Linked DNA regions of Homo sapiens: region 2 is linked to region 1. A link is a loop called in an ENCODE intact Hi-C map of the cell type or tissue named here. Cell type or tissue: Caco-2. All regions are shown on one strand. Each heading gives the region's core, and the rest is flanking DNA. Links, peaks and the distances in the headings are about the cores only.

The links. A loop is a pair of places that touch in the nucleus more often than their neighbours do. Peaks named below come from ENCODE experiments on the same cell type or tissue, not always from the same donor. Only the 100,000 strongest peaks of a DNase experiment are listed, where the experiment ranks them.
Region 2: a loop joins it to region 1, with 5 times the contacts of the local background. A loop is called at or near these places in 1 of 110 quality-filtered maps.

The regions. Positions count from the first base shown.
Region 1 is chr2:158,128,305-158,134,754 of GRCh38, reverse strand. UPP2 (uridine phosphorylase 2) reads right to left here. Exons shown (of 7, transcript NM_173355.4): 7 at 1-7. Among named protein-coding and RNA genes, the nearest start is that of UPP2, 30 kb to the right of the region's middle. In Caco-2, for the core only: no CTCF peak of the experiment used is centred there; DNase peaks (open chromatin) are centred at 2,444 and 3,584.
Region 2 is chr2:158,229,412-158,235,861 of GRCh38, reverse strand. The region is part of intron 10 of CCDC148 (coiled-coil domain containing 148); the gene reads left to right. CCDC148-AS1 (CCDC148 antisense RNA 1) reads right to left here. Exons shown (of 5, transcript NR_038850.1): 5 at 1-132. Among named protein-coding and RNA genes, the nearest start is that of CCDC148-AS1, 66 kb to the right of the region's middle. In Caco-2, for the core only: no CTCF peak of the experiment used is centred there; no DNase peak of the experiment used is centred there.

The DNA.
Region 1 (6,450 bases), core at 1,437-5,436:
ACAGCAGCTAGAAGAGCAATTAGCACAACTGATGGAATGAATGGGTTCATCTTTTCTATAGAAGCATTAGCCAAACACACCAGCATCCCTAGCACATGTACTTTTGTGTATTTTTGTTGTTGTTGTTGTAATGTAGATGCAACCTACTGAACCTTCTGGTCTTCAATATTTTTGTGGAATCCCACCAAACACTTCATTTAAATAAGTTAACTAAAATTGTTGTGAACACTCCTCCTTCCTCTTTTCCTCCACAATTGACTAGATTAAGGCTCAGGAAAGCATCATGTTCAAGATAAAGGAGAAAGCTTTGCAATCTGAGATATGCCATCTCCTGCTTTCTATCCTATTTCCAGTTCTTAGAGGAGGGTCTTTTACGGGAGGATATAACTGGAGAACTAGCCGTAATTCCCAAGGTGACATTTTTCTCCTTGGTGCAATGGTTGAGTTTGCCTGCTGCATTGCAGCCCTTGCTGAAGAAAAAAGTAAATACAGAAGAGATATAGAACGCTGACCTCAGGAAATACCAATAAACGTGAGTACTGGCTCTCATGAAATTTGAGAGGAAAAAACATGATATGAAATGCTTAAATGTAAGAAGCAGCACCATGAAAGAGGAAATGTATTAGCATTTGATTTCTAAAGAATGAGAATGAAATCTTATAGGAAACTGGAGGAAAAAAAACAAAAGTCTTTTTTAAAAAATGAAACTCTTATTTTTGAAAAGTTGTCACAAGGGCAATGTCTTTGGTTTCATCAGCAAGAAAAATTGAGTTCCATATGAATTCTTTATTGTCAGTTTCATATCAAATCTTTGATTTCAAGGAATGTGGTTACCCACATTGAAATCAGTGTTAGCCACTTTGAATTGCTAACGGTGTAATAATCTCCATCTGAATCTGCATCATTTAAAAAAGGATTTCAGTACATATGTGATTGGATTGGATGTGTCTGTATTAACAAACTTGGAAGGCATGGAGAGAGTTGGGCATGAGGGTAGTGTTTATTTCTTTGACCTCTCTGCTACTCCAGACTTCTTTGTAAGATCTAGATTTGGGAAGAAGTAGTATACTGTAATTATAATAGTACATGCTATCTTTATTTTTAAATGACAAATAGTAATTATATATAATTATGAGGTACAATGTGATGTTTTGATATATGTATACATTGTGAAATGATTAAATTAGCCTAATTCACATATCTATCATCTCTTATACTTGCATTTTTATGGTGAAAACAATTAAAATCTACTCTCTTAAAGATTTTTCACTATACGTTATTACAAACTCTCATCACTATGCTATGCAATAGATCTCTCGAGCTTAATCCTCCTTGTAACTGAAATTTTGCACCCTTCGACCAGTTTCTCTCCGTTCCCCATCCTGCTCCCCTATACTCTGGTAACCACCATTCTACTCTCTACTTCCATGAGTTTGATTTTTCTAGATTCCACATATAAGTAAAATCATACAGTATTTGTCTATCTGTGCCTGGCTTATTTCACTTAACAAAATGGCCTCCAAATTCATCCATGTTGTTGCAAATGAGAGAATTTCCTTCTTTTTAAAGGCTAAGTAGTATTTCATTGTGTATATATACCACATTTTAAAAGTCTATTCATCTGTTGATGGACACTTGGTTGATTCCATATCTTGGCTGTTGTGAATAATGCTGCAACAAACTTGGGAGAGCAGATGTCTGTTTACAGCACACTGATACCAGTTCCTTCAGATATGTACCAGAGGTGGGATTGCTAGCTTATATGGGAATTCTTAGTTTTTTGAAGAACCACCATACTGTTTTTCATAATTGATGTACTAATTTACATTCCCATCAACAGTATTCAAGGGTTCTCTTTTCTCCACATCCTGCCAACACTTTTTATCTTTCGTCTTTTTTGATTATGGCCATTCTAGCAGGTGTGAAGCGACACCTCGCCATTGTTTTAATTTGCATTTCCCTGATGACTAGTGAGGTTGAGTGTTTTTTTTAATATATCTGTTGGCCTTTTGTATGTCTTCTTTTAGAACCTATTCAGATCCTTTGCCCATTTCTTAATTTGTTTTCTTGCTATTGAGTTGTTTGAGTTCCTTGTATGTTCTGTGTATTACCTCTTATCAGATGTATCAGTTTAGAAATGTTTTCTCCATGCGTTTCTCCACATTTCTCCAATCCATGTATCTTTTTTGTTTGACTTAGTTATTGCTACATGCCAAGCATTTATGATATCACTTAATCCTTTACAGCTATTCCTTGAGCTAGGATTATTTTTGTCCTCTTTCGACAGATGATTAAATGAGGGCTTAGAATGATCAACCAAATGGCCCAGTATTACACAGCTGGTCAGAGCCAATCAACTCCTAGCTTCCTAAACTGATGAGAGAAGAGTTCTCTACCTTCCATCCACTCCTCCCCTGAGCTAGCACATGGTGAACCATTAGGCAATCCTGCCCTATCGGTTATACTGACCCATCGGTCAGACTGACCCTCTTGTTCAGTGACGTGAAAAGCAATGAAAATATTCAACTTGAGCTGCGGCAAATATTTCATCACCTAGGACCCTATTTATTCAAAACTCAGTCAGTTGTAAAGCAACTTGGCTGTACAGGTAAACAAGCAAATGGAAGAGCTAGAAACTTCCCACAGCTTTTCAAGTTAATGATCAGCAAATCTGTGAAGCCTGACATGGGCTGGCAGTCGCACAGAAAAGTTGAAAGTCCTTCTCTAATCCTTCACTTTGGCAGAAGGATAAAAGGAAACCAGTGCTCTATACTTTTTACAGAGTGGGAACCGACTTTACTAAATGTCTTTTCTGGATTTCAAGGGGAATGCCAAAGATAGAAAAGAACAGGTTATAGCAATCTCAGTGGTGTTTTCTTGACCCTGGAGAATCCACTAGCGAGCAGCATATAATAATCTTGTCACTTAAAATTACTATTTCCATGAGCAATTAAAAGGGACTAATTACCCAAAACAATTTGCTGAAATTAAGCCTGACAGCTTTGCTAGCAAAATCCTCAGATTAGGCAGGGAGGGTGGCTGCTGGGGAGGAAGAGATACTTAGTGACCCAGCTGCCACCAAGGAGATTGTCAGTGAACTGACCTGAGGCTAGAATGTTCTGGGAACACACAGACCTGAACATGGAGCTTGGATGCACCCTGAGCTGAACTAGGACTGCCCAGTAATTGTCAACCCTTTGGGAACATTTATGGCTGCTTTGAAAATCTGATGAAAGTCCTAATTGGAACCTCTTTTCACACAAAAATACACATCTGCCAATACACACAAAATATTTGTGTATAACTTCAGGGGTCCCAGGGCCCCTGAAAATTCACTCATGAATCCTTAGGAATCCACGCACCCCTATGGACCACCACTTTAACCCCACCTCTCTGATTCAGAATGAACTTTCAACAAGGTTTTCCCATGAACAGTGGGCAAAGATAGCAGGGCTGGGCACAAATGCCCATTGCACAGCAGAAGTCAAACAGGGCTGGTCTTTGGAAAAAGGAAAAGCAGCAAAGATTAGCTTTGGAGTTCCCAGCCTGGCCTTTCTTCTACCTCTTCCTGGTTATGTTCATACCCTCCCCCATTGCTCCTCAAGGGTTTGAGTTTATTAAGCAAACACTACCTTTGCTCCCTATATGCCTGGTATGTAAAGCACAGGAAATGTTTTTTAATCAACAACCCAGAGTCTTTGCACTTCCTGTATCTCCGCTGAAACATTAATCTCAGGCTATTGGCTGCTTATTAAAAACAAGGTGGGGAAAATTTGTATTCAAAGGGGCTGGTCAATGGTAAGAGACATAGAAACAATTTGTTCTTCTAGAGTCATGTTTCTCAAAATGTGCTCCACTGGCCTCTTGCATCAGAATCAGAGATACTTAGGCTTTATTCCAGACATACTAAATCACAATTGGGGATGGGTGTTGGGAAAGCGCAGTGAATCTGCATGAAAACATCTTCCCAGTTAAATTATTTTTACATTAATATTTGAAAATGACTGCTTCAAAGACTTTAAACTCTATCTTTGAATCATCATTACCACAAATATACATACCTGGACCCCAGTTCTTTGGGTGCCCAAACAATGCTGAATTAGAACCAATTCATTATACCTATGAAGAATTGTCCCATACCTTTTATAAAGGTGCTATCAACGACACTGCCCATTATAATATAGCTGATAATTTCATTTAAGTTTAACATTTGGATCAAGATTTTGTGACAAACCGCAAATGTTTTTACTAGCTAATGGTGGCTGTATAATGCACAGTGGTTTTTTTTTTTTGTTTTTTTTTTTGAGACGGATTCTTGCTCTGTCACCCAGGCTGGAGTGCAGTGGTGCAATCTCAGCTCACTGCAAGCTCTGCCTCCTGGGTTCACGCCATTCTCCTCCCTCAGCCTCCCGAGTAGCTGGGACTACAGATGCCCACCACCATGACCGGCTAATTTTTGGTTTTTTTCGTATTTGTAGTAGAGACGAGGTTTCACCATGTTAGCCAGGATGGTCTCGATCTCCTGACTTCGTGATTTGCCCATCTCGGCCTCCCAAATGCAGTGTTTTTGTTTACAGCTTGGCTTCCAGGAAACTCAGAGCTCAATCTAAGTGTTTAAATTAAGTATTGTACTCCTGGGTGGCCTCTTTAATACTGAGAACTTCTAGCCAGACACAGTGGCTCATGCCTGTAATTCCAGCATTTTGGGAGGGTGAGGCACGAGGATTGCTTGAACCCTAGGAGTTCAAGACAGCCTGAGCAACAAAGTGAGACCTCGACTTTGCAAAAACAACAACAACCACAACAATAAAAACCCATACACACACAAATTCGTGGTTGTATGAACCTGTGGTCCCAGCTACTCTGGAGGCTGAGGTGGGAAGATGGCTTTAGCCCAAGAGGTGGAGGCTGCAGTGAGCTGTGGTCATACCACTGTGTTCCAATCTGAGTTACAGACAGAGACCTTGTCTCAAAAAAAAAACAAACAAAAAAAAACCTTCCTATCTATTTCCTTAAATAAATGCCTCCTATTTTTTTTTTTACCTCTGTTTAAATTATATTATTATGCATTCCTCTTTCATTGAAAGCTGCCACAAATGCTTTTTTAAATAGAGGCAGTACAGGTCATCTTTCGATAGATGAATATATTACTTTTTTGCACCTTATGGAATAGTGGAGAGAGTGGTGATCAGGAGACAGGAGATGTCTATTCTAATTCATCTCTGTTTTAGTCTGTTTCCTCAGGCAGGTCAATTACACTCTCTAGACCTCATTTCATCCTCTGAGCAAGGAGCAGGTTAGATCTCAAAGGCTTCTTGCAAGTCCACATCCTCAGCTTACATGCCTCACATGATTTGGTTCGTTCAAAAACCTGCTGTCTTCTCCAGGAGGTCCAGATGTAATCTCGAGGACTTGAGCTTCTGCCAGATGTGGGACCGTTAACCAGAGATGCTACAGGATAGGTAGACGATGGAGCCTTGTGTACTTACTGGAGGTGGGGGTGAGAGGCTCACCAGGGGAATCCAGATAGCCTCCCTGGGGTCATAGCAGGGGAGAGGAGGGCCACAAATAATGACAACCACAGACAGGGTGGAATCAATGGCGCTAAATGATCCCTAATGTGTGAGTTGTTGGCAGTGGGAAGGGAAGAGTAGAATAGAGGCTAGGAGGGTGGAATTAAAATGAATCAAACAAAACTATAGACACTGACCTTGATTAAAATATGTGAAAAAGCAAAAAGACACCTTTGTAAAAATCTTGTCCCTGTAAAAGTAATAAGTGAATTATATACCATTTATACCTGATTTTCCAGCTACAATGACTGATTTTCTTGGCAAAATGAGGGCTCTGCATACTATAAAATAAGTATCTGCTTAATGTTTTATTTGATCCCATCACTAAGTCAATTGGTATGTGCTCAGCCCTTAGGGTTTGCTTGTGGCAGTGGTGCAACTATCTGCTCACCACACTTAAAATGGAAAAATCTGCATTGACTTTTAGTGGTGCACATTTTGGCTCTTCCGTCCAGAGACTATGAACATGTTGTGTCCACACGGAGGCTGCTGGCAAGAAATGGCAGGCAGGGTGCAAAGCTGCCTGAGTCAGCCAAGCTGGGTTCAAAGTCCAGCTCACCTGTTTCCCAGCTCTGAGAAGGTGGGAAAGTTATTTAACCTCCCTGAGCTACAGTCATGTAGAATACATACAGAATGAAGTTTTTCTCTTGTAAAGGTGAAGAGCCCTGCAATTGGTCTCCTTGTACCCTGGCCTAAAGATTTTTCAAAATCTGGATTTATCTCCATTTTAGGGTTAAGAAATACTCTAGCTCCAAACTGATTATAACCTTTAATCCTTGTGGTATCTTTTTACCTTTATCAATGATCCTCATGCAGTTCTCAGAGTCCAATATCCTTCATTGTTGGGAACAGCAGAAGAATATAAACATGGAATTAA
Region 2 (6,450 bases), core at 1,664-5,663, 100 kb before region 1:
CCGTCAGGGGTCCTCCTCACCCAGCACTGTATGAGCCCTTGCGGTTGCCCTGCATTCCCACCCTCCTTTGTCGGTTGTCCGCTTATTACATTCTTCTTAACTTATCCTAATTTTCAGTGTGCCATCTGTTTCCTATTAGGAATCATTAAAATAGAAAGTCAGTAAAAGAATAAAAGATGAGAAATTAAGGGAATGGGAATATCATTATGTCAGCAAACAAGACTAAAGAAGGGTGTTGTAATTGAACATGGTTAAAGTTAAAGGGAAACATATAGCTCTTATTTGCTAATAATAGAGAACATACCAGCAGATCAGCAGCTGGCAGCATGTATTGGGAGGAGGAGTACAACCCACTCAATGGATAGCATTTTCAGTAGAAATTTTACAAGAGCCTAAGTCAATCTTCTTATGAGATTGTACCAGCCTTTATAAGACCTGTGGCATAAAATTAAATCATGATTCTTTGAAACTTTTCTACAGAAAATGAAACTGCTGCCACATGCAAGGTGATAAGAAAAATGTTATATAGGAATATATGTAGGATTCTTGTCATTTGACCTGATACAGGAATAGAATTTGGAAACTTCAGGAATGAATAATAGTTATGCCCTTTACATGCTCCTCCCAAATATTAATTTCCTTGGCCAGACATTATAAAAACTGGCCATAATATACTTACACATAATATACACAATATACTTTTGTAGTTATTACTATTATTATTTTTAACTTTTATTTAAAGTTTAGGGGCACATGTGCAGGTTTGTTACGTAGGTAAACTTGTTTCATGGGTGTTTGTTGTACAGATTATTGTATCACCCAGGTATTAAGCCTAGTACCCATTAGTTATTTTCCTCATCCTTTCTTTCCTCCACCCTCCACCCTCTGGAAGGCCCCATTGTGTAATTATAAAGTATTTTATGTCCATTGTAGATAATTTGGAAAATGCAAGCAAGCATACAAAATACAATAAAAATCACCCAAAATCCTAAACCACTGCCAAAAGAAAATTAACAGTGTCTTTACACTCTTTTTTCTACATATCCAAGAACTTTAATTTAACTAGAATCACACTATATATGTTATTTTTAACAAGATTTTTTTCTTATTGACCAACATTTTGCATATTTTCCCCTTTTTCTCCTGCCGCATAATTTTTAGTGGTTGCATAGTGTTACATCAGAATAGTGCATTTTGCAAATCTTGCAACTTGGGATCATTACATTGTTTCCAATTTTTCACCCTTTTAAGGTTGTGATGAACATTTCTGCCTATAAATCTTTGCATAGATTCCTGCCTGTTAATTCTTAAAAGTTTATTTCTTAATTCTTAAGATTTTTACTAGTTATTTTCTTATTTTTATTTTTAAAAATTTATTCTTCAGAAAAAGTATGACAATTTACCCTCCTACCAGAGGTAAATGAGCTTGTTTATCACCTTGGAGATTGGTTGCTAAAATGTTCAAGTTTAAGGCACTGATAAGTAGCTGAAACGCAAACAGTTTTAATTGCAGACTGAAAGGAGATCCATTAAGTTCAAATAACCAGGCAGGATGGTTGCCAAATTGACTTTCTATTTTGAAAACGAAGGATTAACTCTGTTTTCTTACTCATGTAGAGAGTTTTTCCATCTTTGCATAATAAATGCCCTGGATGGTAATTCTTTTGAAGTCAATTTTTTTTTTTTGAGATGGAGTCTCGCTCTGTTGCCCAGGCTGTAGTGCAATGGCATAATCTCGGCCCGCTACAACCTCTGTCTCCCAGGTTCAAGTGATTCTCCTGCCTCAGCCTCCCAAGTATCTGGGATATTAGGCACACACCACCATGCCCAGCTAAGTTTTGTATTTTTAGTAGAGACAGGGTTTCACCATGTTGGCCAGGATGGTCTCTGTCTCTTGACCTCGTGCTCCACCCACCTCGGCCTCCCAAAGTGCTGAGATTACAGGCTTGAGCCACTGCACCCAACCTGAAGCCAATTTTTTATTCAGAAACTTAAGCCAGTCCCAGGTTGAAGCACACGGAGATCTCTATACCATCAAACTACAGAAGAGGTAATGTTGGCTGAAAGGTTTTGAGAGTAGGAATGACTAAGTATAGAATACCTTTAATCTGGCTTCCATGAGCAGTTTGACCTAGAGATGTACCAGGTCCCCATTCTCTGTTGGGATTAAATGCACCTCCAAACCCCTGCATGAACTGGCTAAATGAACTGGCTCACTGTTTGAAAAGTTGCCTATCCAGATGTTTTTGGATTCATATGAGCTGATATAAGAAAAGTATTTTGGGCAATGCTATCTTTCTATATTCTTTTTCATTGGATCAGTTTAGCAAATGTATACCTTGTATCTCTCATCTGAAAGGTGCAATACTAGATACAAATAAACATGATAGTATAAGGCATGCTCCTTACCATTCAGAAGTTCACACAAAGTTGTAAAAACTATGTGGCAAAATATAGATAATTGTAAAATTGATCATATAGAAAGAGGAGTCATACTTCAATTGGTGGTGATTTTAGGGGGTACAGGAACCATCATTGATCTAAATGAAGTACATGGGAAAAATTATAGTAAAAAAAGAATGCTTTTCTATTAAGACATCCTGTTATGTTTTTACATATAACAATGCTATGTATATGTAAAACATACTTTTTGTGTGGAGTTGCATATTCCAGGCCAAAAGTAGAAAGGGGATCTTTTTAAATAATTGATACATAGTGATTGTACAAATTTCTGGGGTACCTGGGATATTTGATACAAGCATAAAACATGTAATAATCAAGTCAGAGTAATTGGGATATCCATTACCTCAAACATGTATCATTTCTTTATGTTGGAAACATTCCGAATATTCTCTTCTAGCTATTTTGAAAGATACAATGAATTGTGATTAACTATAGTCATCCTACTGGTGCTATTGAACACTAGAATTTATTCCTTCTACTTAACTGTAGTTTTATATGCATGAAACAACTTCTCTTCATCCCCTGCCCCTTACCCTTCCCAGCCTCTAATAACCACCATTCTACTCTCTACCTTAAAAATAGGATGCAAGGAACTATCTAATTAGAATCTAGAAAATGGAATAAAAATGTGCTTTATCTTAATGGCTTATGGGGACTGGAACTGGATGCTTTGAACTTCATATCTTTTATGAGTCTGGTTAAGTGTTATGACTTCCTTCTGACTGAGTCACAGGTCAGAGATAATGACCTGACAACAATGTACAGAAGTCTATTTGTTCAAAGATTCAACATCACACAAGCGTGAAATAAGAGACAAACTATTTGCTACTCTAATCCTTTTGTCCTAACTTTCTGCTTCCTATGTGTAAATAAGAAATTCTTATTTCATGTTGAATTTAATGGTTGTATAATATTGGTCCAAGTTTTTTTTTAAGTTAAACTTTGAGATACTCTAATATTATAAATGTTCTGTTTACAAGTGTAGTTTTTAATAGGAAAAAATCTGAAAGATTACAAAAGTAAGGTAGGATATAAAAATGATCTTAGACTGAAAAATAGCATGACATTATTTTGGCTCCAAAATCTATATGGTGAATAGTTTCTACAGTTTTTATTTCTACAGTATTTATTATACTTTTACTGGTTTAACTTTATTAAAATGAACAAAATGTGGGACTGTGAAAATAAACCTCTTGCATTCAATACAAATCAGAAGTATAATAGTAAGAGGAGATAGGGGATAATGAGTGCTTCTTTTGTTTTTCTGTAAACCTCATGTGGAAGTAAAGAGACAAGCTATAAATTCAACTCTTATCATATGCTGACTTTCTGATTCTTCTATCATTGGAACATTATAAGAATCCTTCAAAAAGTCTAACAATCAGTGCATTTAAAATCTCTGTCTCAACAAATGTCCCAAAGGACTAGTTAAATACCCTTAGTCTTGACTTCAGTTTGAGGCTTGCAAAGCTAATAATTCTTGATACATAAATTGTAGGATGAATTAATGGATGAACAGTGAATGGAACTGTCCTTAGGGAGGTACTTAGTTTGGCCTTTACCATCCTGAAAAGAAAACTGTTGGCCCGGTTCCCATGTACAACTTTGTTATTCTTGGACCAGAGACCAGAAGAAACTTCCAGTCACCTAAGAGTGATCAATGATACCCTCTTATGTGTTAGACATGACACAATGTACTAAGGATACAAAGATAAACAATGCAGATTAATATGGGAAATGCTGTGTTAAGAATACACAAATAATGCCTTAGAAGGTACACCTAGCTGTATCTGGAGGAGAGGGAGAGGGAGAAAGGCTGAGAAGGCAATGCTAAAACTGAGTCTTTAAAGGATGGATAGGAAGGATTTACCAAGCAATAAGGCAAGGCAGAACTTTCCAGGCATGTACTAAATGCCCAAATATATTGGTAAAGATCCAGGGGCAGAACCTCATGAAAGAAGTCCAGGAATGCAGGTAGTCAAAGAAAGGAGGGTCATAAACTATAAGCTATTGGTGTGCCATGGATGGAGCTACTGTTTTTCTAGAAGGCTCAGGAGAAGATTTGAGGAGGTGGCATTTGTTCTCATCTTAAAGATAAAGTAAGTTTGACAGGTGGAAGAGGGAAATTAAGTCATTCTAGTAGAGAAAGCTGTGCAGAAAAGCAAATAAGCATGAGAGTGCATAACCACATTCTCTTTCCTGTTCACATCCTCATCCTGGAGACCTCATCCAGTCCTCTGGTGTCAAATACTGTTTATGTGGCTATCTCCTTAATTTAGGTCTCCAGCACTGAGTTCTCCCCTAAGCCACCCATCTGTGCCTTCAGATGTTCGTCTGGCCCCTCCAACTTAGAGGTCTTATGGGCTTGTCAAGTGTTATGTGTTCAAAACTGAGCTCCCAATTTTCTTCCTTTTCCAAGCTTGTTATTCTCCCAATCTTCTATCTCAGTTACTAGTATCACCTTTCAACCAGCTGTTCAAGCAAAAACCTAGGAATTGTCCTTGATTAGTCTTTCCTGCAATCTTCACATGGAATCTCTCAATGAGCCCTCTTGGAATCTTTCAATGAGCCCTCTGATTCTACTCAAAAGCACATCTCAGATCTGAACACTTGAATCCATCTCCTGAGTCCAGGGACGAGCGCTGCCTTTTCCTTCTAACTGGTCTCCCTGTTGTTCCTTAGCTTCTCTACTACCCGTGCTCCACTTCATATCGAGAGCTCTCTTTTTAAAATGTAAGAAATGTAAGTCAGATCATGCTACTATTTGCTTTAGTCTCTTCAATGGCTTTTCCTTGTTTCTAGAATTAAATCCTGGCCAAATCATCTAACCCCATGCAGCTCTCCAATCTCGCTTCTAGTCTTAACCTATGCCACCTGCTCCAGCTCCCTGGCCTATTCCCAGTTCTCAACATATGCGAGGTCTTCCCCATCCAATGCTGTTGCACCCTCTTCCCAATGTACTCCCCTCCATCTCTTCCCGTGGGTGTTTCACGCTCATCTACCAGGTTTTCAAACAAATGTCATGTCATCCAGATGTCCTATTTAAGACATTTAAAAGATACCTTCTACTAATTCTACTCAAATTTTTCTAAACCATCACTCTACGTATCCCCTTCTTAGAGGTTAATACAGCATGTGATATTCCATTCATTCATTCATTTACTATCTGTCTCCCTTTCTAGAAAGTCTCAGTTCCACAAGACAGAGGCTTTATTTTTTTTAAGTACCAGTTATCATGTGCTCAATAAATACTTGTTGAACAAATGAATGTCAAAGTCCCAAAGTCAATAATGGTTTAATACTATAGGTAAGGGTTAATAGAATCAAATACACAGAGACATCAAGTAAAATCATGATTGGAAAGGATATTTGATCCGATCCTGTGGAACTCACTAGTGAGAGCAGTGACTTCGGAGTGGAGTACAGAGGTAGGAATACCATAGGTGAGGAGTGAAATAGAAGATGTGCACATGGGAAAAAGCGAGTTGCTAAGATGCCTGGCCAAAGAGGAACAATGAAAGGTATGATGCTACAATCTTTGGGTTCTAAAGAATTTCTAAATTATTGCAATGGGATAAAATTATGTTTAATTCCATGTGAGAAGGAAGCAGCAAAGAGCAAGAAGCTGAAGGTACAGGGGAGAGGAGGGGACAGATGAGGAGGGAGGCTACGAAGAAGGTGGAATTGGGAATGGGATCTGCAGCCCAGGTGAGGCATTAGTCTTGAACAGGAGGAAAAATACCTCTTCTTCTGATGGGCTGAACAATGAGAAAGATATCTTGTAGAGCTTCTGTTTGCTCTGATGAAAGTGAGGAAATAGCAGCAGGTATGGAGCTGAACATAGTGAACAGGTTTTAGAATATCACTATGAGAAACTGAGAGGCATTGTCCAGGAATTCATAAATGGAATGCTTATTGTCATTGAAGATTCAATTGAAACCATAAATTTAGTACTAGTTCCTACAATTATGTCATCAATCAAATGGT